2 separate regions of the Homo sapiens genome follow, and region 1 is linked to region 2. The links are chromatin loops, found by intact Hi-C in ENCODE. Cell type or tissue: endothelial cell of umbilical vein. All regions are shown on one strand. Each heading gives the region's core, and the rest is flanking DNA. Links, peaks and the distances in the headings are about the cores only. Region 1 overlaps PANK2 (pantothenate kinase 2). Region 2 has its middle 57 kb from the start of RNF24.

Evidence for each region. A loop is a pair of places that touch in the nucleus more often than their neighbours do. Peaks named below come from ENCODE experiments on the same cell type or tissue, not always from the same donor. Only the 100,000 strongest peaks of a DNase experiment are listed, where the experiment ranks them.
Region 1: a loop joins it to region 2, with 6 times the contacts of the local background. A loop is called at or near these places in 13 of 110 quality-filtered maps.

Annotation. Positions count from the first base shown.
Region 1 is chr20:3,926,119-3,936,724 of GRCh38, reverse strand. PANK2 (pantothenate kinase 2) reads right to left here. Exons shown (of 7, transcript NM_001386393.1): 7 at 6,838-10,606. RNF24 (ring finger protein 24) reads left to right here. Exons shown (of 6, transcript NM_001134337.3): 5 at 1,652-1,731; 6 at 2,524-9,414. The coding sequence ends at 2,662. Among named protein-coding and RNA genes, the nearest start is that of MIR103B2, 14 kb to the right of the region's middle. RefSeq lists enhancers at 316-465, 6,882-7,051, 10,520-10,606. In endothelial cell of umbilical vein, for the core only: no CTCF peak of the experiment used is centred there; a DNase peak (open chromatin) is centred at 4,224; H3K4me3 peaks cover 520 bases; H3K27ac peaks cover 858 bases.
Region 2 is chr20:4,067,376-4,077,981 of GRCh38, reverse strand. No RefSeq gene overlaps it. Among named protein-coding and RNA genes, the nearest start is that of RNF24, 57 kb to the right of the region's middle. RefSeq lists enhancers at 2,626-2,920, 2,334-3,533, 5,531-6,030, 6,031-6,532. In endothelial cell of umbilical vein, for the core only: a CTCF peak has its summit at 5,736 (motif pointing right); a DNase peak (open chromatin) is centred at 5,741.

The sequences.
Region 1 (10,606 bases), core at 885-8,884, 140 kb after region 2:
ACAGTCCTGACCCTGTGTCGGAAGGCGGGGCTGAGAGGAAAACTGGCTGTTGAAGGCCAGAGGGCCAATCACACAGTCTAGGAGATGGGAGCATCATTCCCTCTTTACAGGTGGGAAGCTGAGGCCCAAAAAGATACCACTAGGCTGAAACTGCTGGATTTTTACCTTTACCCACAGCTTGTTCTCAGCCTCCCTTCAGAGGACAAAAATGGGCTTGCAAACAGTACTTCCATTATAAAATGTAGACATCAATAAAAACAGCTGGCATTGGTAGACTGCCTTACTGTGTCCTTAACCCTACCCCCCAAGCTGAGCTGATGACAGCCGTGTGTAGGGTGGGACAGGCCATGTCCTTATTGTACAGATGAAGGAACAGAGCTCTGTGAGGAATCCTGAGGGCAGAGGCCACACAGCTAGTGTGTCTGAGCCAAGGCCAGCCACCTGTCCTGCTCTCCTCCCTGCTCCCCTGCCATCTTGGTAGGGATGCTGAGTCCAACAGAGCACAGTTATCCATTCTCCTCCTGTGAAGGTCCTGTCTGTCATACACACAAGGCCCTGAAAGCTACCTCAGCAAGGATGTTTAAAAACCAACATGGCACGGTTCACTGGGCACCAAGAGCCACATGTCCTGCCTGGATCATGTTACATAATCTAAGAAGACTGGGTTACGTGTTATAGGTTAAGAAACTAGTAACAGCAAAGCCATCAACAGTCCAGGCTAGAAATGGTGATGGCCTGAACCAGGATCCTTGGGAATGGACAGGGAAGCAAGTAGGGAGAAAGGAGTTCAACCACTGGGCAGGAGAAAGCAATGGCACAACAGCACATCAGTGCAACAGACCTGGGTCCCAGCCAGGCCTGGCCACTCTCCAATTAAATGGCCTCAAGCAACATTATTTTCCTGAGCTTCTGTTTCCTCATCGGTAAAATGGGTCAGTGTGGTGACACATGGTATCCACGGGCCCTGGTGAATGCCCAGGAAAGTGTTGGAACCCAGCCCCTGGGTACGATGGCAAAGGCCTCTCTCCAAGCCATGGAGACTAGTCATTGGCTGAGAGCAGTCCTGGTCCCATCTGCACATGTTCATGAGTTAACTGAGTCTTCAGTAACTTTTTATATGACAGAGACACTGACAGAAGGACAGTGCCAAAGTGGGAGGCCCCAGGAACTATAAATAGCATGTTACTGCAAGCTGTGCATAAAAACAGGAGAAAAGATTGCCAGGGCTTGAGCGGTCCCTTTCAGTGAGTGCTTGGGAGCCAGGCTGTGCTGCTGACAAGGTGGAGAACCCAGAGAGCCTCAGCTCTTTCGGCACACCAGGAAAGGGACAGCAGGCTAAGCTGGCAGATGTGAGAGTAACCCTCCCTCGGTCCCACACTTCTGATGCACTGAAGTAAAGGCAGCTGCCTCTTGCTTTCTGTCTTCTCCCATCTGCCCACCTCCTTGAAGATATGGGACAGGAAGAGCAGGAGACATTCATCTATTTTGGCCTGTTTCTTTTCAGTCATTTATTCATTCATTTCTTTTTTTTTTAAGATAAGAGTCTCATGAGTCCCTTCAAACGGTTGAGCCTTTAGGAGCCTGCACTCTACTTTGTACCTGGGAGGGTACTTAACAGACACTTGGCTTCATTTGTGCATTTGTCTTTCAGCTCTGTGCAGTGTGCCTAGAAGACTTCAAGCCTCGAGATGAGTTGGGGATTTGCCCATGTAAGCACGCCTTCCACAGAAAGTAAGTATTGGTATGGAATTACTTAATGGGACCCGAGTTTGAGGCACATCAACCAACTTCTTTTGGGTTTTAGGGCAGTGCCAGACAAGCTTGATGGCTTCATGATTGGTCTGTAATGCAGAAAGCTGACAGCACCCTACAGGTGGGATGTGTGTGTGTGTGCGTGACATTAGGAGACAGCAGAGTGGTGGAACGTGACCACCACGTCAGGACTATGGGCAGAGAGCCAAAATGAGCCTACACTTGGAGCCCAAGCAATAAACAGCTATTTAGCTGGAACTTTCCACTGAGAGCCTCATCTCCTAAAAACTTATTTAAATCAAAACCATAGTTATTTAAAATCAAAATAAAGTCTGGATATAAATGGTAGTGTGGGGCACTCTCCTCCCACTTCCTGCAGACATATTAATATTCTTCCTCTTATAATTTTTTGTTTTGTATTTCTGTTAGAAAAATTTATTTTCCTACTTCTCACATCCCTGCTCAGTGTATTTTGTTCTTGTAAGAAGTCATGGGTAACTGAGAGTATCACATACTATCTGTGGCTTCACACGTGGAAGATGGGAGGCTCTGGAAGGAAGAGGGGATTGCTGACCCCTTGGCCTCTCCCCACTCCTTCTCTCTGTCTCTTCCCTCTCTCCAGGGGGTGACATCCGTTCACCACCTAGGAGGGGAGCTCCTTGGACCATACAGCAGACGTTGTCTGGGTGACAGATATGGAGATGTTCAGCAGAACAGCCGTGCCATGAGCATAGGACTGACATCTTCCCCCTGTGGTGTCTCCTTCTGCAGGTGCCTTATTAAGTGGCTGGAGGTTCGTAAAGTGTGTCCCCTGTGCAACATGCCAGTTCTACAGCTGGCCCAGTTGCACAGTAAGCAGGACCGTGGACCCCCTCAGGGGCCCCTTCCTGGGGCAGAGAACATTGTATAGCTTACCGCAAGGATCAGACTGTTGCTGGACACGACGTCTGTGTGGAGCCAGGAGGAACACATGTGGTGTCTGTATGGCTGCTCTCTACCTAGGACACCAGCTGCCACTTCTTTTGCCTCATGAAGAACTCTTGGGCCAGCCAAACTGGGAACCTAGGTGTCTGGGTCTTGTGACAACCAAAGCACTTTGACACTACCCCCTGCCGAGAGAAGAGGAGTGGATGAGCCTGCGGGTTTGCCTCAAGAAACTTCATGAGGGTCTCTTACTAACTCCATTACACTCTCTCTCCTGGAGCCTCATCTCCATGTCAAGCAGGAGGGTAAAGAAGGGAACTAAGAGCAGGTCTTTCAAGCCACACCCCCACCTGCGGATGGATGGGTTTCTCTGTAGGCCATGCAGGCCTTTGTCGCAGCAAACCTTCCCAGCAGCCCTTGAGCCAAGTAAAACCAGCACAACCAGCCACCAGTGGTTGGTGAGGCAGTGCCCACAAGGCTCATGTTGTATGCCTTTGATAAGGCCATCTTGGCTTTGAGTAGCAGTGTTCCTCGTCACCCATTTCCCCCTCAGGATTACAACACCTGCTATCAAATCATCTAAGCTGAAAACATGAGATGCGCTTGGAAAGGCCTAGTCAGAAGCCATTTCCTCTTATCATTTCCCTCTCCTATGCACCAGTAAGGCCCGTCCAGAGCCCCAGCAGGGAGTGGGCCCTGAGTCCACACTGTCCCTGAGTGATCCAGGAGGCTGCCCACATCCCCACATGTGCACTGTGGTTCCAGTGTAGCTGCTGTGAGCCCACTGCCACTGCCTCAGAAGGGAGCCACTGTGAACCTCTCGAGTGGCTCCAAAGAGCAGTGGCTTTTTGAGAATGGCCCATACTTCTGGCCCGGCTGGATGAAGGGAATGCCGACCCTTTGGCCTCTCCCCCTCCTTCCATCTCTTCTCTCTCTTGCCCTATCTCTCTTTCTACTTCAGAAAAAAAAAAAAAAAAAAAAAAAAGCCTGTCATTCACTTTTTAACACTTTATCCCAAATAAGATCCCTGTGTAATTCTGAAGCTGGTGATCCACTTGGAATTGTAGATAGTTTCAGGAAGCTCCTGCAGGGCTGTCCACCGTTGGTGTGTGCCTCAGTATTTGGACTTCCGAAACTGAAAGTGAAAGTGTCTTTATAGGAGAGAAACGCATGCTGCTCTTTGGCTCTTTCTGTCCAACTTTTCTAGAAATGACTCAAAGTCCATTAAGATTTGTGAATATTGTATAAATTAGCTATGGAAAGTAGCAGGTCAGATGGAAAATTCTTTTCCACAGCCCTGCTCTCCGCCTCCCTCCATCTTAGGAGCGCCTGCCTCAATTCCTCGTCAACTGCTTTGCTCCACTCCATCCCACAGGTGTGAGTGGGGGAAGTTTTTCATTAGGAATACAGTCTGCGTGACATGGAGAATGGATGGAGGGAGCTTTGCTACTCTGCTCTTGGCATGACTCCAGGATTTTTTTCTGGAATCCAACCTCTGTCCTCTTAGGAGAAGGAACCTGTCCTTGGTTCAGATGGCTGGGCATGAGGAGGAAAATTTCCATTAGTGTAGAACAGTGCTGGACAGAATCCGGTTTGGAAAATTACAAATCCAGTTGGTCAAAATAGGCCATTTCCTATGTGTGACCTATTCGTGGTATGCCAACTGGACTGCTTCCTAAACAGGACGAGGAAAGTGAGGAATATTTTTATATGAAAGCCTTAGCCTGTCTGGCACCCATGAAAAAAACTATTTATGCACTCCTACTTTCACCGTCTTTTTGCATTCTCTATTTGTAGCACAACAGAGTTGAATGCCACAAAACACCCCGTTTATAGTGAGCTGTTTTCAGTGACCAATATCAGAAGGAGGCTTGCTTCTGGACTAGCCTCACTAATTGCCAGCAGCCACCATTTTCCATGGAATGGCCTTGGGACAGATGTCACCTCTGTTATGGGGCTCTAATAGGAAAGAGAATGTTTTTTCCCTTCCTATGATCAATACTGCAAATTATTGCTGCTCACAGCTTTTATAGGATTCTCCCAACTGAAAGTTGCAGGCTTTTTCTGTCCCTGTGCATCAGTACTAACAAAAGACAGCCTCACCAAGTCTGTATATTTGAACAGAGGCAAGTTAATTCATCCCCCCGTGTCAGAGCCACAGGCATGTTGAGGGGGTTGATACGTAGCACTGGACCAGGGCGCAAAGCCCAGATAGTTCCAGCCATGAGAGGAGAGCACAAGAATGCTCTGCACTCTGCACTCAGCACCACCTTGGGTCTGCTTTGCCCAGATGAGGGACCACTAACAACCTTCTCAGCACATGTGAATGTGGACTGGTTTTAAAATGCATTCATTCTGCTAGGATTGGGCTGGAAGCTGGAACAGTGAGAGTACTTTTTCTGCTCCTAGTCATCTCCCTTTCTCAGCGTGACATCCTCCTGCAGCAAGCCTAGTATCACTAGCAGTAGTTCCTGCGACTCTTAGCAACACAACCCGAATATTTGCTCCCTGCATCTGGGTCCTCCACCAGGATGGGCCTGCGCATCTGCATTGCTGTACAGACAAACAGGCCTTTTAATTTACATCCTCCTTTAATTCTCATTAAAATCGCAGGGTTTTTGTTTGAAAGACAGTCCTTTTTTTATTTATTTTGAAAAAGGAATGAGTTAGGGACCCCTTTATAACTCTCTTGGCTCAGACTCGAACCCCATGGTAAAGTCACCCTTTCCGCATCTATCTTCAGGAGTTGCTGGGACTTGTTACTGTGTAGCTGCGTGGGGATTCTGGTCTGCTCTTGGACCACTGGCTGGTATCCTTTGTGTGTTTCTTAAGCAGCTCAAAGATAGAATGTTGCTGGTCTGCTATGGGTTAGTGGAGCATAACTCAGCCCCAACTGGACTCCACGGGTGGCTGAACCATTAGTAGTTGCTAGGGGTACAACTGAATTCAACTGCCTTCAGAAACAGGGAACAAAACCAGCCTGACTTGATTCCTGGTTGGGTCAGTATCAGACACTAGGAAGTTGACATCTGCTGCTTTTCTTTGCCACGTGTGATTTGGTTAGGCCTGTCCCTGGCAGATAAGGTCCTTGAAGCCTATGCTTGCCTAGCCAGGGAAGGCAGGACAGAAATGGCCAAATAGGGGCAGGTGGCCCCTGGGAAGGTCTGAGCTGAGGGATACAGGGGACCTCCCACCATTGCCGGATACCCTGTTCTTGACAAGAAGATCCTTTTCCCCAGTGCCAAGCCCCTTGGATCCATCAGAGAAATAGCCTCGGGCCTTGTCCTTTTTCACAACCCCACTTCAAAATCATGTCATCTCCCTGGCCTGATCCCGCTCTAAGCTACTTTGAACAACTAGGAATTATTTTTCTCAGAGGCTTTTTGGGCATTATGAAATACATCCTGATACATCCAGGGCAGTATACCCAGAGCTCCAGGCAGAGAGTGATGGAATCACCTCTTGTCACTCACTAGCCTTAGGCCCTTCTGCAGGTTAGCCTCTCAGTCTCTTCCTTAGCTTCCTTAGCTACCACCCAGGGATTGTAGTAACGTCCCTGGCACCTCTTGTGGGGGTTAGCTGGTGCCCAGAGCCTGGTAGGCAGCAGGCCTGGTGTCATGGGGGCTGCTGATACCACATAACATCATCTGGGTTACATGGGCTCCTCTGCCATCATGATTGATAGGAACAGAACCTCAGCCAAAAAGCTTCCTGAGCTGTAGGGGCTTTCCCTGAGGCCCAGGTTCACCTGGCCCCTTTCTTCCTTGGTCATCTCTGCCTTTGCCCACAGTGAACTCTGACTTGGTTGTTCAGTGCTGAATATTTCTTTCTTAATGTTTTGAATAGGTAATCCATTCATGTGGTTCACAAATCATAAAGTAGTTAAAAGCCTTTCTTGAGTTCCTGATGCCTAGCAAGCTCCGCTCCTCACTCCATGAATACCTACTATTGGTTTGTTCCTTGGGTATCCTTCCAGAGATCATTTATGCATGTACACACATGTGTATGTGTGTCTATATAATTTTTCTCCTTTTCTACTCATGTGATACCAGACAAGTGTATTCAAGGAACGCTCCTACTAATGTGGGAAGAGCCATCCCAGAAATCAGAATACAAAATGTGAACCCAGAATTGGGGGATGTTTTTGCAATCACACTCCTGTTGAGTAAGACATATTTTCATTTTATTGCAACATACTGAAATTTTAGTTTTCTGTACAAATCAGAATCTGCAGTCCCTCCCTTACCCCAAATGCCCAGCTAATCCAAGAGCACAACCAGATTTTTCTGATTGACTTTCTATCTGCGACAGGATGCTCAAGATCAGGCTCTGTAGCTGACAGCAGTGGCACAGGCCTCTCCCAGCTCTGAGCAGCCTCTGCAGGTGCCTGGACAGCTGCTGGCCCCTCCCCTACCTTGGCCAGTTCCAAGTGAGGACCAGTGGTGATGTGTGGCTGCAACTGTTGTGGTCACTTAGGCAAGCTCTTGTGTCTTTGATGCAGGAGTTTGAGCAGCAGCAACTGAAGGCTTCTATTTTGTGGGGCAGACATCTTAGCTACTGAGCAAGTGCACAGTGAGTCTCATGTGGATATGCCTGAATGTCCAGCGTCAGTTCATGGAGCTACTCCCTTTCCCTCCCAACTTTTCGTTGTTGTTGAGACAGGGTCTTGTTACCCAGACTGGAGTGCAGTGGCACCATTGTAGCTCACTGCAGCCTCAACTTCCTGGACTCAAGTGATCCTCCCGCCTCAGTCTGTAGCTGCGTCTACAGGTGCACACCAGCACACCTGGCTAATTTTCGTAATTATTTTTTTGTAGAGACAGGTCTCAACTCACTATGTTGCCCAGGCTGGCCTCCTCACTCTGTGCACACACTTTGAAAAGAAAATGCTTCTGGTCGGGCGCGATGGCTCACGCCTGTAATCCCAACATCCCAGCACTTTGGGAGGCCGAGGCAGGCGGATCACCTTAGGTCAAGAGTTCAAGACCAGCCTGACCAATATGGTGAAACCCCCTCTACTAAAAATACAAAAATTTGCCGGGTGTGGTGACGCATGCCTGTAATCCCAGCCACTCAGGAGGCTGGGACAGGAGAATTGATTGAACCCGGGAGACAGAAGTTGCAGTGAGCCAAGATCCCCACTGCACTCCAGCCTGGGCAACAGAGCGAGACTCCGTCTCAAAAAAACACACAAGAAAAGAAAATGCTTCCTACAGAATTTTCCCTTTATGCCTTGTTTTCCATTTGACAACAGAAATTACCCCAACAATTTTTTTTTTTTTTTTTTTTTTTTTTTTTTTTGAGACGGAGTCTCGCTCTGTCACCCAGGCTGGAATGCAGTGGCACGATCTTGGCCCACTGCAAGCTCCGCCTCCCAGGTTCACGCCATTCTCCCGCCTCGGGAGCTGGGACAACAGGTGCCCGCCACCACGCTCGGCTAATTTTTTGTATTTTTAGTACAGACGGAGTTTCACCGTGTTAGCCAGGATGGTCTCGATCTCCTGACCTCGTGATGCACCTGCCTTGACCTCCCAAAGTGCTGGGATTACAGGCGTGAGCCACTGCGCCCGGCCAATAATTTTTTTAGTTTAAGTTCATTTTTGTCCCCGCTGATGAAAGTTAGAGCTGCTTCCTCCAGGCAGCCCTGGGAGTAGGGGCACAGACTTGTGCCTCGCTTCCCAGCAGCTGCCCAGTGCCTCTGTCCACACCCACCTCCCTGGTGTACTTGCCCCCTACAGCAGCAGCCCAGATCCTCCCCTGGATTAAAATTGCAACTGGTGCCCTAACCCAAAACTTGAGAAAAAATTCTCTATCACATCCACTCTTCTGGCATTTGTAGAATCTCTGGCCCTGGGTGTGTCTTTTCCTGTAGCTGTTACAGATTTCTTAAGCAGATTTCTTAAGCAGATGGACATGTCCAGATTCATGCCTAAATATCCAGTTGATAACTGGAAAATGCTGGTTCACGGTTCTTTAGTAAAGATTAATAAGGGATCCCCATGTGCTGGGGAGTGTGCTTCCATTTGAGTGGGGATATCAGAAGAAAAAGAGGGGCTTGTGTAGTAAACCTTACTTTGCCAATTCAGCTGTAGAGCCCAAATTGTTACAAGATGCAAAGATGTACTCCACTTTTTGACCAAGCATCAGCACCTTTGGCTTACCATCCAGTCCTTACTTCTGTGACTGTAAGGGCCCCACCAGTGTCAGCAGACTTGTTTGTGCTTTGGGGGAACTCTCTTCTCAGCTCCCTTTGCCAGTCCCAAGCCTGGTGGATCTGCATCTCACGCCCACTGCACACCGTTCCTCTCCATCTGCCCTTCCCTCCCAGGCCCCCGGTCGGGGGAGCAGGTGTGGCAAGTGTTAGGAACTCCCTTCTGGTGACAGCTGGTCTTCCTAGAGTGTTGCTGGTAACTATCGCCTCTTGGTCTTCTGACATCATTGCCAGGAACGGGGCACTTTTTCGTCTTGTAGTTTGGCCCTCGGGTTTCCTCACTAGGTATTGTGTAACTCCCTCAAAAAAAGGTTTATGAAATGCTGAACCTCAGGTTTCATAGACGTCTTTGTACACTAAAAATTCTGCAGCAGAATATTTTTAAACATTCGCAGTTTTTTGTAAGCTATATTTTTGTATATTTAATTGCTATTTTAAAATTTTAATGCATTTTGCTAATCACTCCTCAAAAATAAAACATGCATGTAATTGACTCAAACGTGTAAATAAAAGCAAATTTTGAAAAATAGTGTTGTGCATATGCCTTTGAACAGAGGGAACATCCATGTGCCACTTACGCAAGCACCTTCAGCAAGACTTGGAAACTCAAGGTGAGTAATTCTATCAGAGCTGGTAACTAGTACTGAGTGATTGTGATGGAAGCCCCTGCCCTTCCTGTGGCATAGTGTGCAAGCGGGGGTGGGGTCAGTGGTGAAGAGTGTGTCAGGCCACCACAGCCAGAGAACAGAGAATCCTGGAATGCAGAGTACAGTGGAGTCTGAAGCCCCCTGGCCTCCCTGAGCTCTGCAAACAGCTGGATACAGATAAGCAGTCTTCCACGTGAACGCCAGCACCAGGGTGACCTGAAATAGCGGATTTTTTTTTTTTTTTTTTTTTGAGACAGTCTTGCTGTCACCCAGGCTGGAGTGCAGTGCAGCAATCTCGGCTCACTGCAGCAACCTCTGCCTCCCAGGTTCAAGCAACTGTCTGCCTCAGCCTCTCGAGTACCTGGGATTACAGGCACGCACCACCATTCCCGGCTAATTATTTTTGTATTTTCAGTAGAGACGGGGTTTCACCATGTTGTCCAGGCTGGTCTTGAACTCCTGACCTCAGGTGATCCACCCGCCTTGGCCTTCCAAAGTGCTGGGATTACAGGCATGAGCCATTGCACCTGGCCAAAGTAGTGGAACTGAGCCTGTTTCCTCCACAGGCCACACCACCCTGCAAAGAGTTGCCCCCACCCCAAGCCCCTAGCTATATCCCAGGCCTGGAAATAACTAGTGTCAGGAGAAAAAACGTCCAAAGCCTTCCTGTGTGGCCGTTGCTGCTCTCCTCACCACCCCTCACTAGGACCGAGTGGCTTCCCAGCTTCCATCAAGGCCAGCCACGATCTTGCAACCAATTGTGGGCAACCTCAATTCAGATGCCTAGAGAGCTCCTCTTCTCAGTCCCCTGAGCCACAGGCCCCTGGCCAGCCTCTCCCTGAGCAGTCGTTTTCTTTGCAGCTTCCTCCGTCACTGCTCAACTCTCGGTTATTTTTCTCACCCTACCTTAGAACTCATGAAATCCCCCTTGCTTTGCCCACCTACATGCATATCATTCTCAGCTCTGTATCTCCAACCCAAATACCCAGTGCTTATTTGGAGTCTCAAAATCACGTAGTCCACAAATGAGCCCAGGTGCCCTCTTGTATCTCTCCTCCCTCCCCTGTATCCA
Region 2 (10,606 bases), core at 1,600-9,599:
AAAGAAGAAATCTTCAACCCTGATGATTTCACTGGCGAATTATACCAAATGTTTAAAGAAAAATTAACACCAGTTCTACACAATCTCTTCCAGAAAATAGAAGAAGAAAGCATGTTTCCTAATTCATTTTATGTAGCCAATATTACTCTAATACCAAAACAAGGCAAAGTACAAAAAAGAAAACCATAGTCCAATATCCCCAATGAATACAGATGAAAATGTCCTTAACAAAATATTAACTAATAGAATTCAGCAATATACTAAAATACACACATATACACATTATGTATAATAAACATATTAAAGAGAGAGATTATAACCAGATGAGGCTTATTCCAGGTATTAATGGCTTGTTCAGTATTAAAAATAAATCACTGTAACTCATCATATCAATAGGCTAAAGAAGAATTATATCTGCTGGGCGCGGTGGCTCACGCCTGTAATCCCAGCACTTTAGGAGGCCGAGGCAGGCAGATCATGAGGTCAGGAGATCGAAACCATCCTGGCTAACACTGTGAAACCCGGTCTCTACTAAAAAAAAAAATACAAAACATTAGCCAGGCGTGGTGGTGGGCACCTGTAGTCCCAGCTACTCGGGAGGCTGAGGCAGGAGAATGGCATGAACCCGGGAGGTGGAGCTTGCAGTGAGCCAAGATCGCACCACTGCACTCCAGCCTGGGTGACAGAGCGAGACTCCGTCTCACCAAAAAAAAAAAAAAAAAAAAAAAAAAAAGCATAAAACTATAAAACTTTTAGAAGAAAACATAAAAATCATCAGGACCTAGGGCTTAGTGAAGAGTTCTTATACATGACACCTGTTCCATGAAAGGGCCGCACATGCAAAGCAGTCCTCAAATGCCAAAGAAGCCAAGAAACCAAAGAAGGAGGCAGGCAAATCCCATTTGTCAGTATAAGGTGGCTTATTAGGGGCAACTTATAGACAGAAGTCTGGTCTTGGGCCACCACAAGACAGGTAGATCTCTACACCACACCTCCCCAGGCAGGGGGCTTACATCTTGGGGGAAAAGTATACGTGCTCTGAAAGGAATGTGTAGTTGGCTATGAGTGTCACAGCCTATGACTTCTGCAACAGCATCAAGAGCTGTTTTGGAGGAAACTTACAATCATTAGGTGTTTCCACATAAAGAGTAATACATCAGCTAGACATGTTGGAGGCATTCCCGGACTTGTGGTTAGTCACTGGATTAGCATTTAAAATAAAGCCTCTCTTGTCCCCACAACATCGAAATCAATAAATTGGAATTCATCAAAATGAATAAACTTTTCTCTACAAAAGGCCCTCTTAAGAAGATAAAAACACAAGCTACACCTAGGAAAAAATATTTGCAGACCACGTATCTGACAAAGGATGTGTATCAGAATATAGAAAGACTCTCGAAACTCAACAGTTAAAAAAAAACCAAATAATCTAATTAGAAAATAGGCAAGAGATATGAGGAGATATTTTATCGAAGAGGCTATACAATGGCAAATAAGCACATGAAAAGATCCTCGACATCATTAGTCTTTAGGAAAATGCAAATTAAGACCATGATGATATATCCCTACACACCTATTAGAAGAGCTAAAAATTAAAAATAGTGAACATATCGAATACTTGAGAGGATGTGAAGGAACTGAATCTCTCACCCATTACTAGTGAAAATATAAAATGATAGAGCCACTCCGGATAATGGTTGAGCAGTTTCTTTAAAAACTAAACATAAAGTGACCATACAGCCCAGCAATGCACTTGTGGGCATTTATCCCAGAGAAATAGGGCTATGGCCACACAAGTACCAGAATGGAAACAACCAAAATGTTTTACAATAAGTGAATGATTGAACAAACTGTGGTATATTTACACCAGAGATTACCACCCAAAATTAAACTATTGACACATGCATCAACCTGGATGGATCTCAAGGGCACGAATCTGAGTGGGGAAAAGAAAATCACGAAAGGTCACATACTGTATGCTTCGATTTATATAACATTCTCAAAATGACAAAACTATGGAGAACGCATTAGTGGTTACCAGTGCTTAGGGATGGTGGGGAGAGAGGAGGGTGAGACTGAAGGAGTTGCAAGAGAGAGATCTTGATGGTGATGGAACAGTTCTGGATCTTGGCAGGGTGGTGGTTACACAAACCTGCACAAGTGATAAAATAACATAGAACTATACACACATTGTATCAATGTCACTTCCCAGTTTGGGTGTTATATTATAGTTAATTAAGATGTAATCTTTGAAGGAAACAGGGTGAGGGGTTCATGGGTCCTCTCTGTACTATCTTTGCAATTCTGTGAATTTCTAACAATTTCAAAATTTAAAGTTTTTTTTTAAATCAATACATGAACATTCACAGTGGTGACAGCCTCGGTTGGGTTTGAAGACTGGGTTGGGTTTGAAGTTCTGGATTGAGAAAGGAGTAAGCCTATTTTGGTATGTGGGGAGAAGGGGAAAGGAATCAGAACAGACATAAGTTTTGGCTGTGGGTTGCAAACACTTCTTCCTTCTTGATGGCAGGAAGTCTCAGGCAGGCTGCAAAGACCTGGAAGCTGAAGACTCCAAGGGGGAGCAGAACTGCTGCGACCGCTTACACTGCAGTTCCTGGACCCTAGGGGCCTCCCTACCCCACTGTGGGATTCTCTCTATCCAGAACACAGCTGGTGCCCTGGGGTCATGACACCCCAGAAACTCATCTGTTCTGGTCTTTGGCAAGTCTGCAGACCAACTTTGACCAATAGAGAACTAAGGCAGCAAGTTTTCCAGTGTCATACAGATAGACAATTGCATCAGAATAGAGACACGTGACTTCTGAATGCGGACTGGAGGAGATGAGGATGGAGGGCTGGGAGGATAGTAAGAGAGGGAGCAGGGAGACCAGTTACGGGCCACTGAAGTAGTCAAGGTGTCAGACAAGAGCTTTGAGACAAGAGGACTCGTCTTAGAGATAGATTGCATGAGGGCCATGAGGGTAAGGGAGGTGTCCAAGCTGACCTCAGCCTTCTGGCTTGTCCACTGGTTGGATGGGGTCACCATTTTATTGTAATGGCGGATACTGGTTGCAGAGAACTGAGTGTTGGAGGACCATGAATGAGTTCCATTTCAGATCTGCTCAGCTTGCTGTCCCTGGGAGACAACCACAGGAGTTGTTTAGGAGACACCGGGCTACTTCAGCCTGGAGCTCCAGGAGGAGGTCTGCATTGGTCGTTGGGACAATAGGACCAGGCAAGTACATGGAAAGAATGTCAAATTCCATCAGGCATAAAAAGAACAGTTGAACTCAGGTGGTAAAGGGGCAAGAAGGGAGGAGTGGTTTACAAAATTCCAAAACAGATGATCAAGTCAGAGAGAGGTAGTCAAATAATTGAGCATGGGGGTTGTTAAAGTGACATTGGTTCTTGCTGTCACATTGACAGATTAGAGAGGAAGTTGAGAGTCAAAGCCATCCGCTGAAAACATACAGTTAGTAAAAAGTGCGTGGCTCCCAGGCAGTTGGGTGACTTTCCACAGCTTCTCACCTTCCCAGCCAGATTGTGCCTCACCCCCAATCCCAGAGCCTCCTTTATAGAAATTCTGGAGCTGTAGTGCCTCTTCTCACATCCAGCAGGGAACCATGACTCAGGGCTGGGCAAACTGGCACAAAAACCCTTTGGTTCATCCAAGCCAGCTGTCCCTGGGTCCCAAGTCTCTTTTGCGGATCCATTTGCATGCAATTTGCACTTTGCTACAAACCTTGGCTTCCCCTTTAAAGGGCCAGTGCCTCTCTTTCCCATCTCATCCTCATCTCTTAACCAGTCACCAAGAAAAGTGGGCTCTGATGATGAAAAAGAAGCAGGGGGGTCCCTACTCAAAATTCATTTGTTGGCCAGATACCGTGCTCACACCAGTACTCTGGGAGGCCAAGATAGGAGGATTGCTTGAGGCCAGGAGTTCGAGAGCAGCCTGGGCAACACAGTGAGAGCCCGTGTCTCTACAAAAAATAAAAAAATAAATTAGCAGGCATGGTGGCATACCCCTATAGTCCCAGCTACTCAGGAGGCTGAGGCAGGAGGATCACTTGAGCCCAGGAGTTTGAGGTTACAGTGACCTATGATCATGCCACTGCACTCTAGCCTGGGTGACAAAGCAAGACTCCAAGAGTGGTTTACAATGTTCCAAAACAGATGATCAAGTCAGAGAGAGGTAGTCAAATAATTGAGTATGTGGGTTGTTAAAGCAACATTGATTCTTGCTGTCACATTGTCTCTTAAAAAAATAATAAAAATAAAATCCATGTATTGAGAGTCCAAAATTCCTCTATGGAAGCACAAGCTGCCTTTGAGAACTGGAGGATATGGATATGTCCTGCTTCCCTCCATCCCCAAGAACAGCTCATAGAAATAGGAAAGGGGTACACCCCCATACCCCTAAGTCTTCCAGACTAGAGACTGAGCTGGTGGCATAGGGGAAGGACTGGGGTCTGAGGACCTATACTCTCAGCCTAGGAGCCAGCTCCTTAGGGAAGAGCCCAGAAATTAGAACTCCCTGCAAGCTCAGATGGAGTGACCTGTTCATAAAGCACATGGCCAGATACTAAAGTTCCTTAATAGATGAACGGTGAGTCCCACTCCCTGACCTGGGAGGCAGGAGAGGCCTCATGTGACCACAATTTGGGGACTGGCATTGCCTTGGCTTCATGGCACAGAGGAGACCCACACACACTCCTTCCCCTGCCAGGGAGACTCCAGGCTGAGAAAAGGACAAGTCCTCAGGTTTGAAGATGTCTCCTCATCAAAATACTTCTACATCACTCTTCATTTTATCCTTGACACACTAGCTGAGAGGCTGCCTGGAGGGTCCTGGGCCCTTGTTTTAGGGCACATAAAAATGAAGACCTCATCACCAAGGGAAGGCCCCTGCATCAGGTCTAACTAACCTGCACCAAGCCACGCCGCACACCAGACCACTCCAGCTTGACCACTGCTCCTCTGCCCAGACCCTTGATGAATAGTGCAGTCTTCTGCAGCGACTGCCACTGTTACAGCTCCACTGGCCCCGCAGCCGCCACACAGATTCCTCCAGGGATCCTCAGGACTCAGTGCACCAGAATCTCAAGGTTCCGTGTGTGTGTGTGTGTGTGTGTGTGTGTGTGTGTGTGTGTAACAGAGGAGGCATGGCTGCATTAACCCCTGTGGTCATCAGCCAATATGGCCCCCAACGATTCCCTCCTTCTTGTACCGTTTCACACTGACACCATAGGCAAGTTTTAAGTGCTTTTTTTCTGCAACTCATCTCAGCAAAGATAAATATCATTGCCTCTTATTCTAGGACATGGCAGGCTGCAGGACCCCAGTTGCACCAAACTGCCATCCCCTCCTGCCTGGTTTCCCTTCTTCATGAACCGATCAATGGGCCATAGCCAGGTTGGGATGCATGTCTTCCACAGGATGGGAACTACCTCCAGCTGATCAGGTACATGGCCTTGGAAATCATCCTACACTTTAGAGTCAACAAAGGCTGTTCCCATATGTGCCCCGAGCTCCTCCAGGTTTCTCCATCCTATGGACACAAATGAGGTGGCATTAACAGGGAAAACACACTTTATGGGCTTTTGCCCCCGTCCACAGACTAAGGGTGCTCCAGGGCCCCTCGATTTATCCCAGTTATTTCTGAATAACTGGGATATCTTACATCTGCTTAGCACGGGTCCCCTCCTAGAGAGCTATGGCCTTAGAAGCCACTTGGGGGCAGTACCTCACCACTGCCCCTGCCAGAGTGCCCTGATGACCAGCACTATGGACCCTCCTAAATTCCATCTGTTCTCCCCCTATAGCCTCCAAGTTGGCAACCTGAGACCGTAGTAGGTCTGCGTATCACGCAGAAATGGGAGAAGGACCCTTGTAACGGATTCTGTTGGTGCCCTGCCCAGATTCCTCTCCTTGGCCACTGCACCCACCCACCAGCTATTGCTAAGATCTCCCCCAAAAAGTAATTGACACAGAGGTGCAAAAAAATCTGTCCTGCTTACCCCAACGGGGGACAGCTCAGTGGCCGATCCACACCCCAGAGCTTCCCCTGGATCAGGCTGAAGTCAGACCCCAGCTGAGACCACTTCATGCTTAGCATCTTCCCTGCCCTGGCCTGCTTCATTCCCTCCCTCTTATGTCTCTCTAAGAGTACTCGCTCAATAAATCACCTGCTCAAGAATCCTCAGCTCAGCCTTTCACTCTAGAGAAGAAAACATACCCTTCTTCCCAAGTTTGTGTCTGGAACCCTGTCCCAACCTTGCTTCGGCCTCAGAATCTCGTGAAATCAGCTCCTGCTTCTGCCTACAACCCTCTCTGTGTGCCCTGGGGGCAGTTACATGGAGACCCGATGAGAGAACAGACACCCCTCTGTGTTTCTCCACTACACTCCTCATTCCACCCTTCTCTCCCCCAGGAGCCCACCCACCAGCCACCGCCTGAGCCCTTTCCCCACTGCAAAGCTGCCTTCCTGCCAGATTCCACCCCCAGGACTCCCACTATGTATGGTGAATGTATTTGACCTTCAAAACCATTCTGTTCCATCAGTATTAAGTCTACTATTTTTTCTAGTGGAGAAGCCAGAAGCAATTTACTGCAAAGCCAATGCAGCTTAAGCTCACTTGCATGGGCCCCTTCCAAAGCCCTGCAATTTCGTAATCATAGTTTTTATTCTTCTGCTTGAGGAGGGCTCCCAAATTGTATCAGCCTCAGGCCCCATAAAACCTAACTCTACCCTTGGAAAAATGGAAGCTCTGAAAGGTGAAGTGATTTGTCCCACGACACAGGCCTGATGAGCAACAGAAGCAGAAGTTGACCCAGGTTTGCTGCCTCCCAAGTTCTTTTCCCGTCCTCCATCCTATGATCCATCCCTGCAACTCCCCTGGGCCTACTGCAGCAGCCTCCAGGATCCAGCCCTTGGCTTCCCTCTACCTCCAGCACATAGCCTTCCCAGTTGCCAGCCATCAGCCCCTCCTCTGCTCTGGCACAGTATTGTGGGAGCTTGGCAGGCCAGAGTGGGTTTGGCAGAGCTACATTTAAATATCAAGGTAGAAGAGTGTCTGCATGTATACCATCAATGGATGCAGACACCCACAGAGCCTATGGTAGCTGCAAGTTGCCCCTACATTTGCCTGTGTTTTCTCCATCAGCTGAGTAGCAGGCTGTTAGGATACCTGTCTTGGGAGCACTGCAGAAGTTAGACTGTGTATCAGTTAGCTCTTGCTGTGTAACAAAACATGCCAAAACTTAGTGGCCTAAAACAACAACTATTGATTTAGCTCACAGTTCTGCAGGTCAGCAATTTGGGCCATGCTCTCCTGGGCAGTTTGATCTCAGCTGAGCTCCCTTTGGGCATATGCAGTCAGCTGCCAGGTTGGCTGGGAACTGGAGTCAGCTGGTACATCTCATCTCTGTTCCACAGAGTCTCCCATCCTTCAAATCAAGATCGTCTGCCTGATGGCTTGGCAGAATTCCATGAAAGCAAATGGATTTGAGCAAGGCCTCTTGAGGCCTAGGCGCAGGACTCAACAGCTTTACTGTCAGCACATTCTATGGCCCAAAGCAAGTGACAGGCCAGCCATGATGGTTAATGTTGTCATCTTAGCTGGGCCATAGTGCCCAGGTATTTGATCAAACATTATTCTGGATATTTCTGTGAAGGTGCTTTTTCTTTCTTTATTTTTTTTAATGCAGTTAACAGTTCAGTTGGGGACCTTTGAGTAAAATAGATGACCCTCTATTAGGTGGTTGGGCCTCTTCCAATCAGTTGACAGCCTACAGAGAACAAAGACTGATCTCCCCCCAGCAAGAAGGAATTCTCCAGCTGAATGCCTTTGGACTGAAATGACAACTCTTCCTTGAATCTCCAGCCTGCCAGCCTACTCTGCAAATTTTGGACTTACCAAGCCTCCATGATTACATGAGCCAATTCCTTAAAATAAATGTCCTTCTATATATATACACATCCTGTTGGTTCTGTTTCTCTGGAGAACACTGACTAATACACCAGCCCAGATTCAAGGGGTGGGGAACACACTCCACCTCCTGATGGGAGGAATGGCAAAGTCACATTGCAAAGCATGAGGGCACAAGGAGGGGACTAACACAGTCACCTCTGCTCATGAGCGACCACAGGCTGGCTTTAGGAATGGGTGGGTGTGGGCAGGGTAACCTGCAGCTCTTGGTGTCCACCTTTGAGCATCGAGCTTCTGCTGGGCCAGCCAGGTGGAATTCCCAGTCATCTCCACCTCCTTTTTGGTATCAAAGACTGGGAAGAAAACTGTTTCCACGACTCTGTGAGCAGAAAGGGGGGAACCTCACAACTGGATTTGAGAGTATGTCTTTGCCCTCAAACTAGGGGCTTCCTGAGGCTGTGCTCTTTTCTACCATCCAACTCAGGACTCAATGTAGAATGGAGGCTGGGCATGGTGGCTCTGGAAACTCTAATACCGGCATTGTGGAAGGCTGAGGTGGGAAGATCACTTGAGGCCAGGAGTTTGAGACCAGCCTGGGCAACATAGTGAGACTCCCAGTCTCCACAAAAAAAATTTAAAACTTAAGTGTGGTGGTGCATGCCTGTAGTCCCAGCTACTCGGGAGGCTGAGGCGGTAGGATCACCTGAACCCTAGAGCTGAGGCTGCAGTGAGATAGGATCCTGCACTCCAGCCTGGGTAACAGAACAAGACCTTGTCTCTGGGCAAAAACACGAAAAACCCTATAGGCTGGAGGAAGCGTTTTATTCCCCCTACAGGACCCAACAGGTTCTGAGAGCAACCAAATGTCTAATTCTCCCACGTGTCCCCCAAGATTGTTGACACTCTAGCTGGGACATACGGGGCCCCCATAAGTAATTCCTAGATGAACACACACAGCCTTCAGTGCTGAGGCCTGAGACATCTGCTCCCAGCTATGCAAACAGTCCCACGTCACAACTAACCATGCAAGGGGCAGGGGGCTCAGACTTGCCCAGCCCACCTTTCGGTCCTCTGGACTGCCCTCCATGCTGGCTCAGTCCTGTTCTGTCTACCTCTGCTCAGCACGCCTTCCTCCCACACAGCTTGACAAGTTGGCCACCTCCCAGCTCCCCACCCCACCCTGTCTCCTGCTTACCCTCCTCCCCATGCTCTGCGAGTCTTACATAGTCTTACACTTGGTAAGAAGCCAAGCCTTGCCACATGTGCATGTCCTGCAGGCTTCCCTTCCTGCAGGTATGGCTTTGGGCTCTGGACTCTGGGTAGACCCAGGAAGTGGGGGTCATCAGGGGAGACAATGTAGCAGGCAGGCATGTAGGGCAACCAGAGTCAGCCTATGAGATACCAAGGGCAGGTCCTCTTATGCCCAGAAGATTCATAACAACGGCATAAAAAATAGTGGAAGACCCTGGACCCACATGCTCTGAGCTCCAGCCCCTCATTGTCACAAACTGCAGTGTGATTTGGGACTGTCACTTTGCTTCTCAGTTCCCCCATCTGTCAAGTGGAGATGATAACCATTGATAGTGGATCCTATAGGCATCCTGCTCACTCCTTGAGGCCTCACCACCTCAGGGAGCTCCCGCTGCCTTCCACCTGTGAATCTGCATGTCTGCACCTGAGAGCTTTCTTTCCTAAACTGCAGAAGGCCAGGCAGCATGCTGGAAGTGCCAGGGAATTAACAACCCTTAGCAGAGCCCTTCTTCTAGCTATAACTCACAGGAGTTGATGGATAAATACCCCAGCTCCCTCACTCCTCAGGCAAGATAACTCTGGGGCACGTGTTCTACTCTGATGCCCAGATTTCCCCCGCAAGACTGAACTCCAGTTGCCCACAGTGGTAACTAGCTTGATAATACACCCCTTGTGGGCTGCCTTCCTTCCCCATTTCACAGAACTACTTGTGTTCAAAGCCTTGTCTCACGGTCTGCCTCCAGGGCAGTCCAAACTAAGACATCATCCCAGCCCTGTCGCAACACCATTAGCCCGTGTGTGATCGAGATGATGGCAGAGGCTACCAGCAGGTGTTTGAGCCCAGGGCTGGGTGAGGGTCTTCCCAGCCCTTATCTCTACTCTGGACCCACAGGAAACTCCACAAGAAAGTGTCAGAGGATGTTGGTGGGACTTCTTCTGTTGTCCTGGAATGGCAGCCAAGGCCTGAAACTGAGGTCAGGAGATGCTTGGGACCCATATTCTAGAATGAGCAACATGTGAGTCACCAACAGCTGAGTGCCCAACTCCTCCTTTAGTGAGAGGCAGTGCAACCTGCTCCTCCATGCATTCCACCCAAAGAGAGGACTGGGGAGGGGAAAGGCGGGCCATAGTGAATTTCATTCTCCAGGATGACAGGATTTCCCTCTGTCTCCCTGAAGCAAGGGATGAAGGGATTCCGAGCTAATCAGAGGAATAGTCAATGTGCCCAATTGCACATCCCTCCAGACCAGGCTTAGACCTTTTGTTGAGACCAGCTAATTCTGTGTCCTGTGCATTCTACAATTCTAAGTCCCTCCCTTCTGTCCACTATGATGACCAACAACTGGGCTCTCATCGTCTCCCACCTGGTAGCTCCAGCAGTCTCCTCTCCAGCCCTTCTGCCTCTCTCAGCCTCTTGTCTGTTCCAA